4 separate regions of the Homo sapiens genome follow, and regions 1, 2 and 4 are each linked to region 3. Evidence: chromatin loops called from intact Hi-C (ENCODE). Cell type or tissue: mammary epithelial cell. All regions are shown on one strand. Region 1 has its middle 51 kb from the start of PRDX4. Region 2 overlaps PTCHD1-AS (PTCHD1 and PHEX antisense RNA). Region 3 overlaps APOO (apolipoprotein O). Region 4 overlaps SAT1-DT (SAT1 divergent transcript).

Region 1 (5,000 bases), 290 kb after region 3:
ACCTTTGATTTTACCACAGCTTCTGGAATCATGTCAATTGGAACTCACTATACTGGGGAGCCCTGCAGATTGATGGACACCAGTTTTTGCATTTGTACTCGATTTTTCCATCGTAATGTGACATGGTGGGATTTAGATGTTTTCTTTCATAATTTTGAAGGCCTTATAAAATACTAGAAATATATGTTTGTGGATAGCTGAGAAGTCATAATGTTTCATAATCTCTTGCCTCATGGTATCCTTAGTACACACCTATATGACTCTCCTGCGGTCCTCACTATGACTTCTGGGTTATCATAAACCTTGGAGCATAGTCAGATTGGAATTTTATCACTGTTTGTTCATTAGAATTCCTGTTGAAATATGTCAACTGGGTCAAAAGAAAGTAGTTTATTATTTTTCTTTTTCCCTGTGAAAACTGGCTTAGAGACCTGTTCTTTCCATGTTTGGGAAGAAAGCTAAGGTGGGTCCCATAGTTTTTCTGGTTATTCTTACATAGCGAAGTGTCCTGAGCCACTTTCAACTGTAAGAAACCTGCCTATTTCAGTATAATAATCAAAACCTCAATTCATGAATCTTGGGGACTGATCTTTCAGCCCCAGGTGCATATGTTCTTTCTGCATCTGCACCCCAGTTGACTGCTCATTCTCTTTCCCCTGATGAGATCCCCACAGTGGGAAAGACTTAGGGAGAAGAACACACACTGGCATATTTGGCAAAGACATAGTATGATCTGGGGGCTCTGAGATATGGAGGAAATCACGAACTGATGATGTTAGGAAGCACTTTTCCTTTCTTCAGATACCTCAGATTTTATATTCCTGCCACATGCAATGCCTTCACTGTGACTTATCACTTAGAGTCCTTCTCAATCCCAAGGACTTTGTGAGCTCTAATTCTGTTGGGGTCTTTCTTCCTCTGCAGGCAGTTCTCTTGAGTGGCTTCCTTATGAAGTACTTATCAGGCCTCTCTTTTTCCCAGGATGACATGTTGACCCTGGAAATCAACATCCTTCTTTTGTAATTGGTGGAATTGCTTGTTCTCTCACAAGTCGTACTCTTAGTGTCCCCTTTCCAGGAATATCTCCAGCCACAGCCTCTTGATTTTCACTGTGTGAGTCAGACACTAGTTCCTGTGTCTCTCAACCTTCATGGGCATCAGTCAGGCTTTCTGAAGCTCTTTGTCAATGGTTTGTGGCAAAGGGGCACAAACCATTGACCCTCCCTCATGAATATAGGCAGAATGTCCAGCACACTGACAAAACTCTAAAAATTCTTTTTCTCTCTCTTCTACCTCAACTATTTTATATTTCTGACATGGCTTAATGGGCTAATGCTGGCAGAAACTCGTTCTATTTATTTGCTAGGTGGTCGGCAGCTCACTTTAGAATACAGGAGTTTTTTTTTTTTGAGACAGAGTCTCAGATTGTTACCCAGGCTGGAGTGCAGTGGCAAGAATATGGGAATATTTGATATGTCTTGCCCTTTGGAAACTGTATTGATTTTCTAGAGTTGCCATAAGAAAGTACCAAAATGTGGAGGCTTAAACAACAGAAATTTTTTGTTTCACACATCTAGGCCTAGAAATCCCCTGAAATTCAATGAAAATGTTGGCAATATTGGTTGTAAGGGAATTCAGGGAAGGTTGTGAGGGAATAATCTGTTCCAGGCCTCTTTCCTTGGCTTGTAGTTGACTGTCTATATGTTCACATGTGTTTTCCATATATATGTGCCTGTGTCCAGATTGATTCTTCTTATAAGGACACTGGTCATGTTGGATTAGGGCTACTTTAGTGACCTCATTTTAACTTGACTACATCTTTAAAACCCTTTCTCCAAATAAGGATACATTCTGAGGAACTGGTTGCTAAGGATGAACATATGAGCTTCTTCTTTTTGGTAGGGGGTACATAATTCAATCCATAACAGAGCTTCTGCCGAGTTTCTTTCCTGAGAGGGTATGTATTCAACATCTTATTTATTAGTGCAGGCTTTCAGGAACGTGCCTTTACTCTGAGTGGCCACAAGAGGGATCCTAGTCCCTAGGATTTTGTAATGTATCCCTCCGTTGTGTGCTCCCTTTTCTTAAAAGAACCCCTCTTAAAAAAAAAATACAACTTTATTTATTTTATTTTTAAAATATAATTTTAACTTTTATTTTAGATTTAGGGGGTACATGTGCAGGTTTCTTACATGGATATATTGCGTGATGCCGAGGTTTGAGGTATGATTGATCCTGTCACCCAGGTAGTGAGCATGGTACCCAATAATTAGTTTTTAAACCCTTGCCCTGCTTCCCTACTTCTAATAGTCCCCATTGTCTATTGTTGTCATCTTTATGTCCGTGTATACCCAATGTTTAGCTCCCAATTATAAGTGAGAACATGTGGTATTTGGGTTTCCATTTCTACGTTAATTCACTTAGGATAATGGCCTCCAGCTACATCCATGTTGTTGCAAAAGACATGATTTTGTTATTTTTTATGGCTGCATAGTATTCCATGTGTATGTATACCACATTTTCTTTTTCCAGTCTACTGTTGATGGGCACAGAGGTTGATTCCATGTTTTTGCTGTTGTGAATAGTGCTGTGATGATCATGCAAGTGCCCTTGTCTTTTTAGTAGAATGATTTATTTTCCTTTGGATATATACCCAGTAATTGGATTGCTGGGTCAAATGGTAGCCCTGTTTTAAGTTCTTTGAGAAATCTTCAAGCCTCTTTTCTTTGGATTGTTTGTAACTGAAAGAATAAATGCTTGAGGGGGTGAAGAAAAAAGAATACTCTTAGACTTTGCTTCATGTTTGGATTCACTGACAGTGATACCAGGTTTACAGGAAAAAAGTACTCATCTTGGGAAGCTACCTGGGATGTCTGCTGGACCATTTATGCCCTGTATAATAGGTAGCAGGTACTATTGAAAGATGGCTTGGATTCTTAAATAATATATTGAAAAAGAGGTATAGACTACTAATGATCAGCTCCCAGTGGAACACCTGGTTAAGAAAGTCAGATTGGGCTTGAGTTCCTTCTGGTAATTTGCTAGAAGGTTACCTTCCATTTAATTAGAATGTTTGATTATGTATTTTTGGAAGAAGGGAGAACCAGACTCATGATGAGAACCAGATTCATGATGGTAGAGAATATGCATACCACATTGACAATTATCACTTAAACATTTTATATTCTTTCCAATGAAACTTTTTTTTTTTTAACCTTTGGCCATAAGATAATGCCAGCAGAACCAGTTATGGTCTTTTTCTTTGCAAGATGGCCTGTCTCCTCAATGTACAATATAGTTATACTGGGCATTTAATGATTCACCCTTTGGATCTTTGTCATATCTCTTGCATGACAGGATATGTTGCTTTCAACATCCTGTTCAATGCAGATGTTTAAGAAGGTGTCTGACTAACTGAATCTTCAGTCACTACTCTTTTTAAATTTGTGCAAATTTATGGGATACATGGGAAATTTAACCATTATATATTATGCATACTAATAAAGTCAGGGTATTTAAGGTGTCCATCACTCAAGTACAATACATTTTGTAAAGTATAGTTATCCTACTTTGCTACCAAGCACTGAATTTATTCCTTCTATCTTTTTTTTTTTTTTTTTTGAGGTGGAGTCTCGCTTTGTAGCCCAGGCTGGAGTGCAATGGCGCGACTTGGCTCACTGCAACCTCGGCCTCCCGGGTTCAAGCAATTCTCCTGCCTCAGCCTCCCGAGTAGCTGAGATTACAGGCATGCGCCACCACACCTGGCCAATTTTGTATTTTTAGTAGAGACGGGTTTTCACCATATTGGCCAGGCTGGTCTCAAACTCCTGACCTTGTGATCTGACTGCTTCGGCCTCCCAAAGTGCTGGGATTACAGGTGTGAGCCACTGCACCTGGCCTCCTTCCATCTTATTGTATGTTTGTACCCTTTAACCCAATTCTCTTCATCCTCCTCTCTTCCCTCCATTCATCCTTCTTAGTCTCTGTTATCTATTTTTCCACTCTATACCTCCATGTATTCAAATTTTTTAGCTCCCACATGTAAATGAGAACATGTGATATTTGGCTTTTTTCCCCTGGCTTATTTCACTTAAGATAATGACCTCTAGTTCCATCCGTGTTGCTACAAATGACATAATTTAATTTTTTAATGACTGAATAATATTCCATTGTGTATATATAACACATTTTATTTATCAGTTTATCCACCGGTGGACACTTAAGGTGATTCCATATCTTTGCTATTGGATAGTGCTACGATAAACATGCACATACAGGTATGTACACGTATCTCTTTGATACATTGATTTCTTTTCCTTTGGGTAGATATGCAGTAGTGGGATTGTTGGATTAAATGGTAATTCTATCATTAGTTTTTTTGAGAAATCTGCATACTGTTTTCCACAGTGGCTGTACTAGTTTACATTCCCACCAAAAGCATATAAGTGTTCCATTTTCTCTGCATCTTTGCCAACATCTGTTTTTTTGTATGTGTCTTTTTATTAATGGCCACTCCGACTGGGATAAGATAATCTCTCATTGTAGTTTTGTGATATGGTTTGGCTGTGTACCCCACCCAAATCTCATCTTGAATTCCCACATGTTGTGGGATGGACCTGGTGGGAGGTAATTGAATCATGGGGACAGATCTTTCCTGTGCTGTTCTCATGATAGTGTATAAGTCTCACAAGATCTGATGGTTTTGAAAAACGGAAGTCTCCCTGCACAAGCTCTCTCTTTGCCTGCTGCCACCTATGTAAGACGGGACTTGCTCCTCCTTGCCTTCCACCACGATTATGAGGCTTTCCAGCCACTTGGAACTGCCTCAACCACGCGGAACAATTTACAAAATTTACGTGGCTTCCCCAGCCATGTGGAACTTTCCCAGCCACATGGAACAATTTACAAAAGAGGTTTAAGTCCAAGTAAACCTCTTTTGTAAATTGCCCAGTCTTTGGTATGTCTTCTTTTTTTTTTGAGATGGAATCTCATTGTGTCGC
Region 2 (5,000 bases), 1.2 Mb after region 3:
TGAATGACTTGATGCAGTAACGAGTGACTTCCCATTCTATTAGTTCACAGGAATGCTGGTTCTTAAAAAGAATCTGGCACCTCCCTCCCCTTTCTTGCTCCCTCTCTCTCCATGTGCCACTCCTGCTCCCTCTTCACTTTCCACTGAGAGTAAAATCTTCCTGAGGTCCTGACCAGAAGCAGATGCTGGCACCATGCTTTTTGTACAGCCCACAGAACTGTGAGCCAAGTAAATCTGTTTTCTTTATAAATTACCCAGCCTCAGATATTCCTTTATAGCAATGCAAAACAGACTAATACAAGAATTAAACCCCTAATTCATATTTCAAGAAGTAGTCTGTTTCAGGGGAACATTTTATAGGTAGAAATCTCTACCACTGTGGGCAGACTTGTATTTTTTAAACAAAAACAAATGATTATCAGCCTTAATTATACTCTGTTTTTTTTTTTTTGTTTTTTTTTTTTTTTGTTAAAGTTCTAATGAATGTTCTTTACCTGGTAATCATCAAGTCTAAGTGTAATATTAATTCCTGGAACAAGATCACTTGATAGAAATTTAAAAAAATTCGAGGTTACTTTAACTTCAATTTTACTTGTGAGGACAGGCCATTCTTAATGTTAAATCTTCATTCTCCGCTAAAGAATAGAGAACTTTTTTTTCCAGGAAGCCTTAATTGTTGAGTTCCATTTTCTGCTTTCTCATCGAATAACCATTTCCTACAATATATTATCTAAATTAAATAGTAACAAAAGTAATTTCCAACTATATAAGAGCTTCTCCTTTTTTGTAAAACACAATAAGCAGTTCTTTTAACTTTTATCTATCAAATGCCTACTGTGTGAAAAATTATAAGGTCCAGTGAGATAAATAATATGAATGTTTTGTAACCTGGTAATACTATTTGACATTTAAGTTAGATTGAGAAAAGAAGAAATAGTATTCAACAGATGCTATGGGTGCCTCATCCAGATTCCCTTTATCAGGCCAGGCCACCTACCCCCTAGCTTCTGTGGTGCTGAATGCTAACAGTTCACATTCACTTCTCCAGAGGATTGCCCCATTCACAAAAGTCTGGGAAGCTCTGCCTCCATTTCCCAGTGTGCTCCTTGGCAAAAGTCTTATCAATATGGAGATACAAAAGCCCACCTTGCTTGCTTTCTTTAACGTGGGAAAAACAGTGATACAGTTGATGCTCCAGAGCTCCCTGTGGGATCAGGCTAAGGCTAGTCTTCTAAAATCTTATCTTTGCTCGGCTCTTTCCCCTGCCCTGTCTTTCTAAACCCACTTCCTGACAGGTTTCTCCCGAAAACCCTCAGGAAATAACTTACAAAAAAATCCTTATCTCAGGCTCTCCTTTCAGGGAATCTGACTGAAGACAGAGTAGAAGCAGTGCTTTTACAAACTACTTTTTTTTTTTTATTCTATAGTAATTATATAATCACCAAACTATAGAGTTGCCAAAGGCCTTAGGATTTACCATCTTTGCCTGTTACATATGGGTAACGAGGCCCACTAAGTGGCTTTAGAAAAAGACAAAAAATAGTTTAGGACAGAACATAAACACAGGTCTGCTGATTTCCATCCCTGTGGCCTTCAAATGATTATTACAGTTAAGACTATGTACTTCCTTTTATGAATCCATGAATGAGGAGTAAGCCTTCTTATATAAATATACATAAATTTGTTTATTCAGCAAAGGATTATGAAACAAAGTCAAACCATTCAAATTTGCAATGTTTAGTAATACTCTGGAGAACCCATGTTATTAATTACTGGCAACATTTTGCCCCCTTTCGAAATAAATATTTTATTCCATCAGCCTCAGATTTTTAAATGTTTCTTCTTTTTCCTTTTTTTTTTTTTTTGAGATGGAGTCTCACATTGTCACCCGGGCTGGACTGCAATGGCGAGATCTCGGCTCACTGCAATCTCCGCCTCCTGGGTTCAAGTGATTCTCCTGCCTCAGCCTCCTGAGTAGCTGGGATTACAGGTGTGCACCACCACGCCCAGCGAATTTTTGTATTTTTAGTAGAGACGGGGGTTTCACTATGTTGGCCAGGCTGGTCTCGAACTCCTGATCTTGTGATCCACCCGCCTTGGCCTCCCAAAGTGCTGTGATTACAGGCGTGAACCACTGTGCCCAGCCTGTTTTTTCTAAAAATACCTCAGACTTATCTCCTACATATCGGGAAGATACTGAGTCCTATAGAAATTTAATTATCATGCAAAGCATGCCTACTTGTGTTCTAGTACACAACCTTTAGACTTTGTCCTTTTTCTGTGATCCTTTTTAAAACCACTTAAGAAAAACTGAAAATGTTGCCAATGTTAATACCTATTAACATCACATTTGCTTATTAAATAAGAAAAGTATGTGAGATAAAGCAGACAAAAGCAAGATGGTCAACCTTGTTAAGTACAGATACTGAAGGAGAAGCTTTTTATCTCCTATAAGGCAAAGTTGGCATGTTCAGCAGGCCCTCAGCATCCCCTGAAATGAACCCAGGTTGCATCTTATCATTCTGAGTGTTGGAGCGGCTGTTGATAATGCAATCTGTTATGGCAAGCTAATAGTTAAAGGCTAAATTGCTGCTCCTGTCCTTCTGTAAATGTGAGTGCCTAACTGGGGCCTTATGGAATCACAGACAGCTCTCCTAAGCTGACAGGTGAAGTGGCTTTAATAGTAGCCAGGGCCTAGAGAGGCCAACAAACTGTTTACACAGACTTGCCAGCAGGGGGAGCGCTTAAAAATATGCCTGCGCAAACTGCATCTGCCAGGGAAACACTTGCTTAATGCAGAGAAAATTAAGAGCAAGTGCTTTCCAATTTCAGGCAAAGCATATACATTCGTAAAGAGCCAGAAGAGCAAGTCAGAGTGGGCCAGTGAGTGCTAACGATGTAAGAAATCTTTGGCAGTTCTTATTCACAGAGCAGTGGCAGAGAATCAGAGAGACAATCTGGATATTCCCAGGATGTCCTGAGCTCCAGTTAAAGCATAGCTTTATTGATTGAACTGGATAGAAGGCGTCAGGAATTGAGGCTTTAAAATTGCTGACGTTTTGTAATTTCTCTTCAAGTAAAATTCCAAAATGATTGGATCTTCCATTTATGGAGTTTTCCTTCACTATCTATACACAGCCAAGTCAAAGCCCTTGTTTCTCCTTTTCCTTATCTCACACACTTAAGTGGTTTTTCTAACAAACCCTGAAGTTCATACTGTCAGATGTTGATGATAACACTTTAGGTTTCTGTGAACTGGGAATAGCAAGCATCACAGCAAAAATACAAATTCTGACAGTCTTATATAGCACAGAAGAATGATTACCCAGATATTAGCAGACAACATTTCAACATTTCCGAGTCTAATGGAATGAGATTTGGATGGAGGGTGGATATCAAAAATTAACAAGACCAAGTCAGGACTGATATACAATCTGGGAGAATCCTGAGTCCTATAGAAATTCAATGATTATGCAAAACATGTCCACGTTGCTAGGTTTTTATTATTTTGCACTTTGCTAAGTCATCGCTACGTTGAGACTGACCTCAAATCTAAAATTAACCGAGGTACACCACTTGTAAACCAATAAGATAATATGTGTTCACCCCAAGAAAAGATGATGATCTCTAGTGATTGATTAGCTGTTGCTTACTTGCTGCGAGTATGAAGTTGATACTGTCTAAACTCCCTTTTTCCCCTAGCATAGCATAAAGAATATCCTACAAAATTCATTCTGACCTGAAGTCCCATGATTCCTTCACGCGGATTCTTCTGAAAGAACAGACTATAGTGAGTTTAAGCAAGTATTTGTATGGGTGAAGTGTTTCTTTTAGGGATCACTCTTACATCTTGCAGTCTTTCAACTTTCTCTTGCTTCTCACTTCCCAGATATGAATATGTAAATGGACCAGAAAAGAGTGGGGTAGCTTTCTGACTTTATAACTTCACACTGAAGATAAAGGATAGATGCGTGATAGTATTTTCTCCTTAGATTGCCAACCATTTAAATGCCAAATCTTCTCCCATCTTAACTCATATGAGAATAATAAAAGTCATTTAAATGGAGGTTGCCATGTGTTCATTTATTCAAGAAAACTTTGTTGAACACTTAGTAAGTACAAGGCACCATATTAAGGTAGAAAGGTGAATAAGATAAGTACAGCTCTTTTCTTCATTGAGCTTATGGTCTAGCATCCTTACTAATTCAGTATCTAAAATAGCTAATCACTTGGGTTGTATAATTTAGCATCCATTAGAAGCACTCCAAGAGGCTTGGCTGGGGGGCATTTGTAGGTCACTCAAATGAAATGTTAACTCCTTCTAGGCTTTATTTAGCAAGTCAAACTTAACACCTTCAATATAGGCAATTAGGATCAAAAGGTGTTAAAGCACATTCAGGCACAAAGCCATCTATCAAATTAAATTACTTAATCTTTCAACTAGTTGCTTTTAAAGTAAATGACCCTCCAAAGTTAGTGGGCATTAGTGTGGCCTAATGTTCAAATGCAGTTTAAAATCTAAATGCTGATATTCTAAACAGATCACACTCACCCTCCCATGAAATGTATCCTTGATTTTAGACTTTTCCCCTTAAGAGATGTTTAAAAGTAGGTATCTCCTCTTTCTACAGAGAACAGGGCCATTTTTTTTAGAGTAGTCATCAGTGTGCCATTGTAAGTGGAAATTGTGCATTATGAACTGAACAATTCCAGGAATTCTATGTCTAACCTTGGGTTCTCCCAAAAGTATATCACGAGACAAGAAGTGGGTTCAGGTAGTTAATTATAAGAAGTGCATACAAGAAGGCAGGGGAAGTGAGACAGAGAAGGGAAAAATCCCTAAAAGAATTTTAATAAGCAGGTTATCTCAGTGGACTCCTAGGCCTCAGTCCTATTGAGGACCCTCTGAGCAACCATGTAGAACGTGCTTCAGAATAATTCCATCAGAGAACAAAGTAATATGAAATATTTATCTGCCAACTCTCAGCCATTATGGGTTG
Region 3 (5,000 bases):
TGCAACCAACAATGTCCATGACGGAGATATAAGCTAGATGAGATATGAGTTAGTTACATATCATGAGTCGTGTTCACTGATTTGGGCACTTTGGAAAGCTTTCATGATCCTTATACTTTAGGTTTACTGATGGAAGTGAAGGGTAGATTAACCTGGGTTGGTGACTGAGGGCCAAGTAAGTGGACACTATGATGGTTGATAAGCTTGACTATCAAGGGAAGGAGAGAGAATTTGGTAACTAGAAGGATATGTTCAGTCAAGATTCTAGAGAGAATACCTCAGCTGTGCAAGGGAGAGATATTCCCACCCGAGAGATGGAAGGAAAAGAAAGGTGCGAGAGATTGTAGACCAGTGGTTCTCCATAGAATGGTACGACTCAACAGAATGGTATGTTTTGGAAACTTGTGGGGTTGTTCTTTTTTTCTTTTTTCGTTTTTAACTTTGCAAAAATTATAACTGAAAATGGGGTTGTTCTTTATGTCTTTAGTTGTGTTGAACATTTACATACTGAAATATAATTCACATAAATCTTTCCTTTTTATTCACCTTTATGCTACCATCAGAGTATACTGATTTACTTTTTGGACTTATGCATGTAACTTAGTGATGAATTTTATTTCAGGATACCAGAAGAGTGTCAGAAAATATTTGTCATAAAATGGTGATGTTAGGTCTAGTAGTTGAGAACCAGTGCTTGTCAAACTTTAATGGGCATGTGACTCTTGTTAAAATGGATTCCAATTCAGTAGGTCTGGGATGCGGCCTCAAATGCTCCATTTTTTTTTTTTTTTCTAGATGGAGTCTCGCTCTATCACGCAGGCTTGAGTACAGTGGCGCAGTTTCTGCTCACTGCAACCTCCGCCTCCCGGGCTCAAGCAATTCCTCTGCCTCAGCCTCCTGAGTAGCTGGGATTGACAGGTGCGCGCCACCATGCCCAGCTAATTTTTTGTATCTTTAGTAGAGACGGGGCTTCACCATGCTGGCCAGGCTGGTCTCAAACTCCTGACCTTGTGATCCACCCGCCTCAGCCTCCCAAAGTGCTGGGATTACAGACGTGAGCCGCCGCACCCGGCCAGATTCTCCATTTTTTAACTAGTTCTATAGTTTTCGTTGGTCCCCTTTGACTAGCAAGAATTGAAGCCAATCGGTAGATGAATGGTTCTTGTGTTTTCGAGATGGATGGTCTTATGAACATGGTGGGATTTGGGAGAGGCACTGACCAAGGAACAAAAAGATAGGCCAGACCCTTTGAGGGCTCTGCTGAGAGCACTCCTGTATGTTTGTGCAGAGTGGGGATGGAGTAAACGGTAGGATTGATCGGGGTTTGGGAGTTAACAGCTTGGGTTAACTAGAACTGGAGGGCAAAGGAGTTAATAGTATAGGTGTTGGTAGTAAAAGTACAATGGTAGTAAAAGTGCAGTGTGTCTGACTAGTTATGTGCATATTAAGTACACATTGTACTTAAAATATATACTGCGATGTTTTGATATAGTTATTCATCTTCAGGTCACTAGGGGGCATTGGTGGATTAAAAAACACATTTGAAAAGCTGCCCAGTATTTGCATTCCATTGTAGGAAGCAGCTTTTCCTTGTGCTGCTGCAGGAAGTTTGAATATTGGATACATATACCCAGATTCACGTTATTAGATTTCCTTCATTACACAGATTTTATCCTAGTCCAACTATGGGCTGGGCATCATGCTGGACCCTGGTGGGTACAAGTGAAAAGACCCAGTTCTTATCTAGGAGAGAGGTCCCAAATCTGGCCACAAATCAGAATTATTCAAGGAGACAGTTTCCAAGCCCCTGCGCATGGTTCTGACTGACTTTTTAGTTGGCGTCCAGGAACTGCTAGTTTTGAAAAAGCCCCCCAAGGTGATTATGAAACTTTCATTTCAGAAGCTCACAATGCACTTACCAGCACAGACATTAAAGGTCCGTTAACGATGCAGTGGGTCTCAACCTTGACTGCATGTTAGAGCCACCTGGGGAGCTTTTAAAAGTCCCGATGCCCAGTCTAGAACCTATACCAATGACATCAAGAATCTCTAGGGGTAGGATTAGGCATCTAGTTTTTGGAGCAAGCAGCCAGCCTTGAGATCTACTGACTTAGAGGGAAGAGCAACAGCAGGGGGCATCAGAAGGCTTTATAGAGAAGAACATGCCTATGCTGATCTTTGGAGCTAGGCAGACAAGGTTGAAAGGGCCTTCCAAACAGAGAAGAAAAGCACATGCAAGGACACAGAAGTGTGAGAGTGTTCAGAACAGTGTTAAGACCTTGGGCTTCACTGTGTTCCTTGTGAGAGATACTAAAGTTTTCTGTAGCTGCTTCCTCATTTGTAAAACAAGGATGAGATGCTTACCAACCTCAAATTATTGTGTGGATTAAATTCATTCCTACGCAAAGCTTAGAACAGTGCTTGGCCCAAAGTAAGGGCTGAAGAAATGTGAGCTGTTACTTTTAGTTGGCATCTTGTAAGATGGCATCTTGTAACTACCTGTGTTACGGTGGTGCACGGTCTTGGGGCTCTCCAAAAGTATTTTTTATTTCAAAACTTGGTAGTCAGTTGGATGTGGTAGATGAGGGAGAAGGATAAATTAAGGTTTCTGCCCAGGCTTTTGACTTTTGACTGTGGGATCTATTCATTGAGGTGGGAACTATTCATTGAGGTGGGAAAGTGGAAGAAGGTTGAATTTGGTTTGAGGGGGAGGTGATGGTTTGGTTTTGAACAGGTTGGGCTTGCTGAAATATCTGGGCATTGGAAGGGGGAAATCAGTTGATGTAGAACCCCAGGGTATGGACTTTTCCTGCCACAGACGTGGGCTGGAAATTGGGAAATCATCAGCTGCTAACTGAAGCCTCCAGGGCAAGAAGGTGGCCTAGTGAAAACTGGTCTGTGTCACTTCCTTCCTCAAGGGCAAATAACATGACCTGTACTCAGAGCTCACCACACCAAGGAGCCTGAGTGAACATGTCCATGACTATGAGGTGTTATTACCTCACACATTCTTTGTGGCTTAGTGTAATACTTACATTGCCTGTCTTCCTGAAATTAATTTTCTTACCATGTTACTAGTATGTTACTAGAACTGCGCGGAGAATTACAATGCTAAATGGAAAAGGAAAATCATCTGTAAATTGGAAGAGTAATGTAACTTTTATACTTGAGCATTATTTTAAAAGCCACATATTTGGAAAGATAATGAAGGTTTTTTTTCCCTAACAGTTTAAGCATCTTCAAGGGAATTCTTCTTGAGGAATTATAGTAACTACATTTTTACTCACATAAATACATTTTTTATGTGCAGAATCAATTGGTTGTTTCTTTTTCCTTTCTTACCTTTCGAAGAAGTTAGACAGTGGATCACAGAGACGAAGAAAAAACTGCTCTGTAGCTCTGGATGCAATCTTTTCAGCCTCAGGTTCTAGTTGTGTTTCTGGCTGAGCGACCTTGTTGAGATTTCTTTTTTTTTTTTTTTTTTTTTGAGCCGGAGTCTTGCCCTGTCACCCAGGCTGGAGTGCACTGGCGCAGTCTTGGCTCTCCGCACCCTCCGCCTCCTGGGTTCAAGCCGGTCTCCTCCCTTAGCCTCCCAAGTAGCTGGGACTACAGGCATGCACCAGCACGCCTGGCCTAGTTTTTGTATTTTTATTAGAGATGGGGTTTCACCATGTTGGCCAGACTGGTCTTGAGCTCCTGACCTTAAGTGATCTGCCCTCCTTGGCCTCCCAAAGTGCTGGGATTACAGGCATGAGTCACCATGCCGGGCCAGTTGAGATTTCTTAATCTCTCAGCGTCCTCTGATCATGATCCTGTGGGGATAGTAGTATGTCCCTCTGTATCTCACAGGATTGTTGGGAGATTCAATTGAGATAATATGCGAAAAGAACCGTGAACTACAAAGCACTATATCAATGTAAGGTGTTTTCTGTTCCTCTTGTATCACATTTGTCCACTGAAGTAATCTATGCTTGCAGGTTAGCACTCTGGACTTAACAACTGTAAAACGTGAATTAACTTGGGTTATTTCACTTCTCATTTGGAAATGAATTCTGCTCAGGACACTGTAGCATTCTTCTATCTACTTCTGAAATGCAGATAGCCTCACAGTTGTAACTAACACTGGAAGAGGAGAAAGAAGAAGTAAAACGATACATTAAAAGAACGGAGAGATTAGAGGCACAGTGGAGGAGAAAAGTAGATGATGTACCAGACATTTATGATAAATGAATTGATTACCCCATGAGGCCTGTTGATATTTGTAGACTTTTATGACGTAAAGGTTTAATTTATAATCTATATGTATATGTGTTCCACACCCATGTCCTTTCTAGGCTAGACTGGAACTTCTTAGAGGCTAGGAAACGAACTTGCATATTTGTTTGTATTGTACATTTAAAATTAGATATATAAATGCATGTTATTAGGTGTGTAATAAATCTCAATAGCAAAGATATCTGTTTCAAAAAGTTTAGACTTATTTTTAATATGACAAGAAAGTACTAAGAGATCTTTAAAATAAAGGAATTGAAAGAGTGTATCAGTTGATTTTCCCCAATAATGCTTAAGTGGAATTTTACAGTTAGTTCATACAGCATGAAACTTTATATATTTTCAGGGACAAAAAAATCCTAGTCTAAAGTTATATTTTAGAATTTGGAAGTTATTTATTTTTCACTTTTGCTGAGTTTTTCCTAATTTTTGCATAGCCTCATGCCAGTTTTGTTAGAAAATTTAATCAGTGCCAATTTCTTAATGTGGTAGGTTTTTAAACTTATTTTCAGTGTTCACTAAAACTTGGAGAAGCAGGAATGTAGGGCAAGGGTCGTAGAGTTTTCAGTATGCTGAAAGCCTATGACTTTGATTGTTAAGCTATATTTTCCTGATACAGCTTTATGCATTATGGATAGTATAGTTGAATTTTAAGTGAATATTGTTTTAAAGGCACTTTAAGTGCAGTTATCCTTTGTCTTCCTATTTCTGGCTGTTTGAAGCAATGC
Region 4 (5,000 bases), 140 kb after region 3:
GGGTATTTACCTAAGACTGGAGTGCTGGGTCACAGGGTATACACGTATTCAACTTTGTGAAATGGTGCTAACTTGCTCTCCAAAGTGATCATACCAATTTACAACCTGTACTAGCAGTGAATGAGAATTCTTGGTGCTCTTTGTTATCACCAACAGTTGATATTTTCAGACCTTTTGGTTTTGCTTATCTGATGGGTATGAAATGGCATCTTATCATGGTTTAAATTTGATTAATGTGATAGTGATCTTTTCATATGTTTATTGGCCATATATTTTTCTTCTTCTGTAAAATGCTAACTTATAACTTTTGTCCTTTTTTTCTTTGAGACAGTCTTCCTCTGTTGCCCAGGCTGGAGTGTAGTGGCGTGATCTCAGCTCCCTGCGACCTCTGCCTCCCGGGTTCAAGTGATTCTCCTGCCTCAGCCTCCCCAGTAGCTGGGATTACAGGCACCCGCCACCACGCCTGGCTAATTTTTTTGTATTTTTAGTAGAGATGGGGTTTCACCAAGTTGACCAGGCTCGTCTTGAACTCCTGAGCTCAGGTGATCTGCCTGCTTTGGCCTCCCAAAGTGCTGGGATTACAGATGTGAGCCACCATGCTGGGCTGACTTTTGTCCATTTTTGATTGACTTGTTTTTCTTTTTCTTATGCATTTGTAGTAGCCCTTTTATATAATTCATTATTCTAATCCCTCCCCTTTTGCTATTTTTGTTACAGACATGTACTGAATCTGTGGCTAGGATACTTTTTTGTCAATAGTGTCTTTGGTCACATGGAAGTCTTTCAATTTAAAGTAGTCAAGTTTGGCCAGGTGCAGTGGCTCATGCCTGTAATCGCAGCACTTGGAAGGCCGAGGTGGGAGGATCCCTTGAGTCCAGGAGTTTGAGACCAGCCTGGGCAACATGGCAGATCCTATCTCTACTAAAAATTAAAAAAATTAGTTGGGCACGGTGGTGCACACATGTGGTCCCAGCTACTCAGCAGGCTGAGGTGGGAGGATTCCTTGAGTCCAGTAAGTTGAGGATGCAGTGAGCTGTGATAGTGCCACTGCACTCCAACCTGGGCAATAGAGTGAGACCCTGTCTCAAAAAAAAAAAGTCAAATTTATCAATGCATTTTTAACTGAGACTATGTTATTGGGTACAAGCAAGTTCAAAGTTTTTATACTAATATTTTCATGGTGAATTTTTCCTTTTATCATGTTTGTGCCTCTTTATCTTTAGAGTGGTTTTTTATATTATTTATTTTTTATTTATTTTGTTCTATTTTATTTATGTATTTTTTTTTTTGAGATGGAGTTTTGCTCTTTTTGCCCTGGCTGGAGTGCAATGGCACGATCTCAGCTCACTGCAACCTCCACCTCCCTGGTTCAAGCGATTCTCCTGCCTCAGCCTCTCAAGTAGCTGAGATTACAGGCACATGCCACCATGCCTGGCTTATTTTGTATTTTTAGTAGAGATGGGGTTTCACCATGTTGGCCAGGCTGGTCTTGAACTCCTGACCTCAGGTGATCTCATCTTGGCCTCCTAAAGTGCTGGGATTACAGGCGTGAGCCACCGCGCCCAGCCAGTTTTATATTTTTAAATTTTATATGTTATTGTTTATTTATTTATTTATTTTTTTGAGAAAGGGTCTTGCTCTGTCACCCAGGCTGGAGTGCAGTGGTGTGATCACAGCTCACTGCAGCCTTGATCTCCTGGGCACAAGTGATCCTCTGCCTTAGCCTCCCGAGTAGCTGGGACTACAGGCGCATACCATCACCCTGGCTAATTAATACAGCTTTATTTATTTATTTATTTATTTATTTATTTATTTATTGAGGTGGAGTCTCACACTGTTGCCCAGACTGGAGTGTAGTGCTGCCATCTCCGCTCACTGCAACCTCCGCCTCCCGGGTTCCAGCGATTCTCCTGCCTCAGCCTCTTGAGTAGCTGGGATTACAGGCGCCCGCCACTACGCCCGACTAAGTTTTTGTATTTTTAGTAGAGATGGGGTTTCACTATGTTGGCCAGGCTGGTCTTGAATTCCTGACCTCGTGATCTTCCTGCCTCGGCCTCCCAAAGTGCTGGGATTACAGGAGTGAGCCACCGTGCCCAGCCAATACAGCTTTATTTTTGTAAGTATTTACCTGATAAGCGTTTTTCCTAATCTTTACTTTCAGTCTTACTGTATCTTCATGTCAGTGTCATATCAAGGACAAGACAGCAGAAATGGTCCACTCCAGTTGCAGATAGTAAAGACCCTGTAGCTCCAGCATCAGCTCACCTTTCTGGTTTTGAATTTCATGCTTATTACCATCCTGTCATCACCTACTGTTTCCATGGTAGACGGGACTAAGAGATGGGTAAGAATGATACATGTGTAAGGATGTAACCAATAAATGACACAGACTCACATCCACCTGAAAGGGCACAATGAAATAGTAGTAAGAAGTCCAGAATCTATTTTTGCCAAAGTACAGTGGAAAGAAGTGGAAATACAGTTTCCTTATTTATTGGCTTTAGGTGGAAAAGAGTCCTAGATTACAAAAATTAAATGCAGACATAGGCTTCTGAGATGACAATTTTCAAGTCATTTTATTTGCAATATGGTGGGGAGCCCGTCAATTAAGTTAGAACTATCTGTCATTCATTACTTTATAATTTACCAGAGTAAAAATAAATTAGAATACATTTGTCCCCATGGGGAGACAAACCAAAAGGGAGAAATCTTGTCTGAAGGCTTGGAAAATGCTGAATATGTACATGAAAGGGGAACTTGAATACTACAATTTGAGGCCCTGTGATCATCTAGGTTTCTAGATGATGTCTCATTTCCAAGTTTGAGTCCTGTGACTGCAGAGTCCCCTGATTCCACCAGTGACTGCTGTTATCAATGACTGGGGTCATGAACCTACTTTCAGATCTACCCCATTATCGGGTTTTCGTGACAAGTCTCGGGTGCAGGACTGCGCCCTCTGGTGGAGAAGGACACAACTAATTACACATCTGATAATAGCCAGTACTTCCTTTTTTTTTTTTTTTTGCCATTACTTTCAGTGGCAAAAACTGCAATTACTTTTGCACCAACCTAATGTTTGGTAAATGTGTGCTAGCCATCAATTGCTGGCCATTTGACTTTTTGGAGAGTTACTTAATGTCTCTAAACCACAATTTCCTTATCTATAAGATGGTAATACTGACCTCATACAGTTGTTGTGAGTATTAAATAAGATTAGTGCTTATTTAAGGAATTAGTGCTCAATAAACCATACTATCCATACTATTATTTGGTCACTTTTTTTTTTTGGACGGAATCTTGCTCTGTCACCTAGGCTGGAGTGCAGTGGCACAATCTCGGCTCACTGCAACCTCTACCTCTCAGGTTCAAGCAATTCTCATGCCTCAGCCTCCCAAATAGCTGGGACTACAGGCGTGTGCCACCACACTTAGCTAAGTTTTGTATTTTTAGTAGAGATGGGGTTTCATCCTGTTGGCCAGGCTGGTCTCGAACTCCTGACCTCAAGTGATCTGCCCACCTCGGCCCCCCAAAGTGCTGGGATTACAGGCATAAGATACTGTGCCTGGCCCAATCCTGTAATTTTTACCCTGGCAGATTTTTACTAATTATGTTAAACAACAATACAGAAATTCAATAGGAACCCCTTTTAAAAATACCAACTAGTGCCTGGGCGCGCATGGTGGCTGATACCTGTAATCCCAGCACTTTGGGAGTTTGAGGCGTGTGGATCACTTGAGGTCAGGAGTTCGAGACCAGCCTGACCAATATGGTAAAACCCCATCTCTACTAAAAATACAAAAATTAGCTGGGCTTGGTGGCAGGCGCCTGCAATTCCCAGCTACTTGGGAGGCCGAAGCAGGAGAATCGCTTGAACTCAGGAGCCGGAGGTTGCAGTGAGCCGAGATTGTGCCATTCCACTCCAGCCTGGGCAACAAGAGCGCAACTCCGTCTCAAAACAACAACAACAACAACAACAACAAAACAAACCGACTAGTGAGGGTTGCTTCTGGTGATATTCTTTTATGACTTTGCTGAACCCAAATGTAACCAGCCCTATTACCTTTCACTTGAAAAATTCATTACTTTTAACCAAAAGGCCTTGGGACTAACCCACTCATCAGCAATGGAGGATTCCAACATTGGTGCCTTCAACTGTCAGTATTTTTCTTGTATTCTGACTTCTTCTTGCCTAGTGGTTCACGAGTTAGATATCTAAGTCCTGGAACAGGACAGAAAGGTACATCAGGGGCTGGCACTCTGGTGGGAGGTGATATATGGACCTATGGTCCCTGCTCTGATGAAATCCAACAATTTCTTTGTGTGTGGGAGGGGTAAGGGAAATCAGATAAATCTGTCTTCTAGCTGAATAGGAGGGCTATCACTCAAAATGAACTCTGACCTCTTCGTTAGTCCAAGCTCTTGGCTCTTGATCTCACTGGTCAATCCAACCATGAATCAGGGCCAAGATTAAGAATAGGCAAGTGAGACACTCACCTGTGCAGAATTTAAAGGGGTGAAAACCCCAATAATCAAGATAAATAATATTTCAATGGAATATTAGAAAAATCAAATTTGCATTCAAGGCAAATGCCTCACTTGCCACACCCTGGTCCTGACCCTGGCCCTGCTTGATATAACTGCTTCTATAATTAGTCACAAGTGAAGGGAAGTAAGTAGTGAGGTCAGTTATAGGCTGGGCATCAGACATCAGTAACAATCAGGGATTGATCAATCCTCAATCTCCCAAGTGCCATGGGAGGCAAGGAGTTGAGATGACCGTGGAATAGAGGATTGGGGTGGGAGGGTATGGAATAATATGCACCTGTTCTGCACATCTGCTAACATTTACCCAATGTCTGGACTGAGAAGCGGAGTTATTTTTTCTCATTACAATGTTGGGGTGGACATCCTCCCCCAGGCACGTGGAATGGCATATGGCAGCATCCTGCATTCGTGTTTGCAGAATACATGTCTGAAACAGCCTTGGAGGACTACTACTC

What was found. A loop is a pair of places that touch in the nucleus more often than their neighbours do. Peaks named below come from ENCODE experiments on the same cell type or tissue, not always from the same donor. Only the 100,000 strongest peaks of a DNase experiment are listed, where the experiment ranks them.
Region 1: a loop joins it to region 3, with 17 times the contacts of the local background. A loop is called at or near these places in 2 of 110 quality-filtered maps.
Region 2: a loop joins it to region 3, with 10 times the contacts of the local background. A loop is called at or near these places in 2 of 110 quality-filtered maps.
Region 4: a loop joins it to region 3, with 23 times the contacts of the local background. A loop is called at or near these places in 55 of 110 quality-filtered maps.

What each region holds. Positions count from the first base shown.
Region 1 is chrX:23,613,585-23,618,584 of GRCh38, reverse strand. No RefSeq gene overlaps it. Among named protein-coding and RNA genes, the nearest start is that of PRDX4, 51 kb to the left of the region's middle. In mammary epithelial cell, a CTCF peak has its summit at 2,024 (motif pointing right); no DNase peak of the experiment used is centred here; H3K27me3 peaks cover 292 bases.
Region 2 is chrX:22,746,347-22,751,346 of GRCh38, reverse strand. All of the region lies in intron 3 of PTCHD1-AS (PTCHD1 and PHEX antisense RNA), which reads left to right. Among named protein-coding and RNA genes, the nearest start is that of DDX53, 250 kb to the left of the region's middle. In mammary epithelial cell, a CTCF peak has its summit at 2,733 (motif pointing right); no DNase peak of the experiment used is centred here.
Region 3 is chrX:23,899,162-23,904,161 of GRCh38, reverse strand. The region is part of intron 1 of APOO (apolipoprotein O); the gene reads left to right. Among named protein-coding and RNA genes, the nearest start is that of APOO, 6.3 kb to the left of the region's middle. In mammary epithelial cell, CTCF peaks have their summits at 1,511 (motif pointing right) and 2,135 (motif pointing right); DNase peaks (open chromatin) are centred at 1,521, 2,151, 2,931 and 3,581; H3K27ac peaks cover 2,807 bases.
Region 4 is chrX:23,754,271-23,759,270 of GRCh38, reverse strand. All of the region lies in intron 4 of SAT1-DT (SAT1 divergent transcript), which reads left to right. Among named protein-coding and RNA genes, the nearest start is that of ACOT9, 13 kb to the right of the region's middle. In mammary epithelial cell, a CTCF peak has its summit at 2,939 (motif pointing left); no DNase peak of the experiment used is centred here.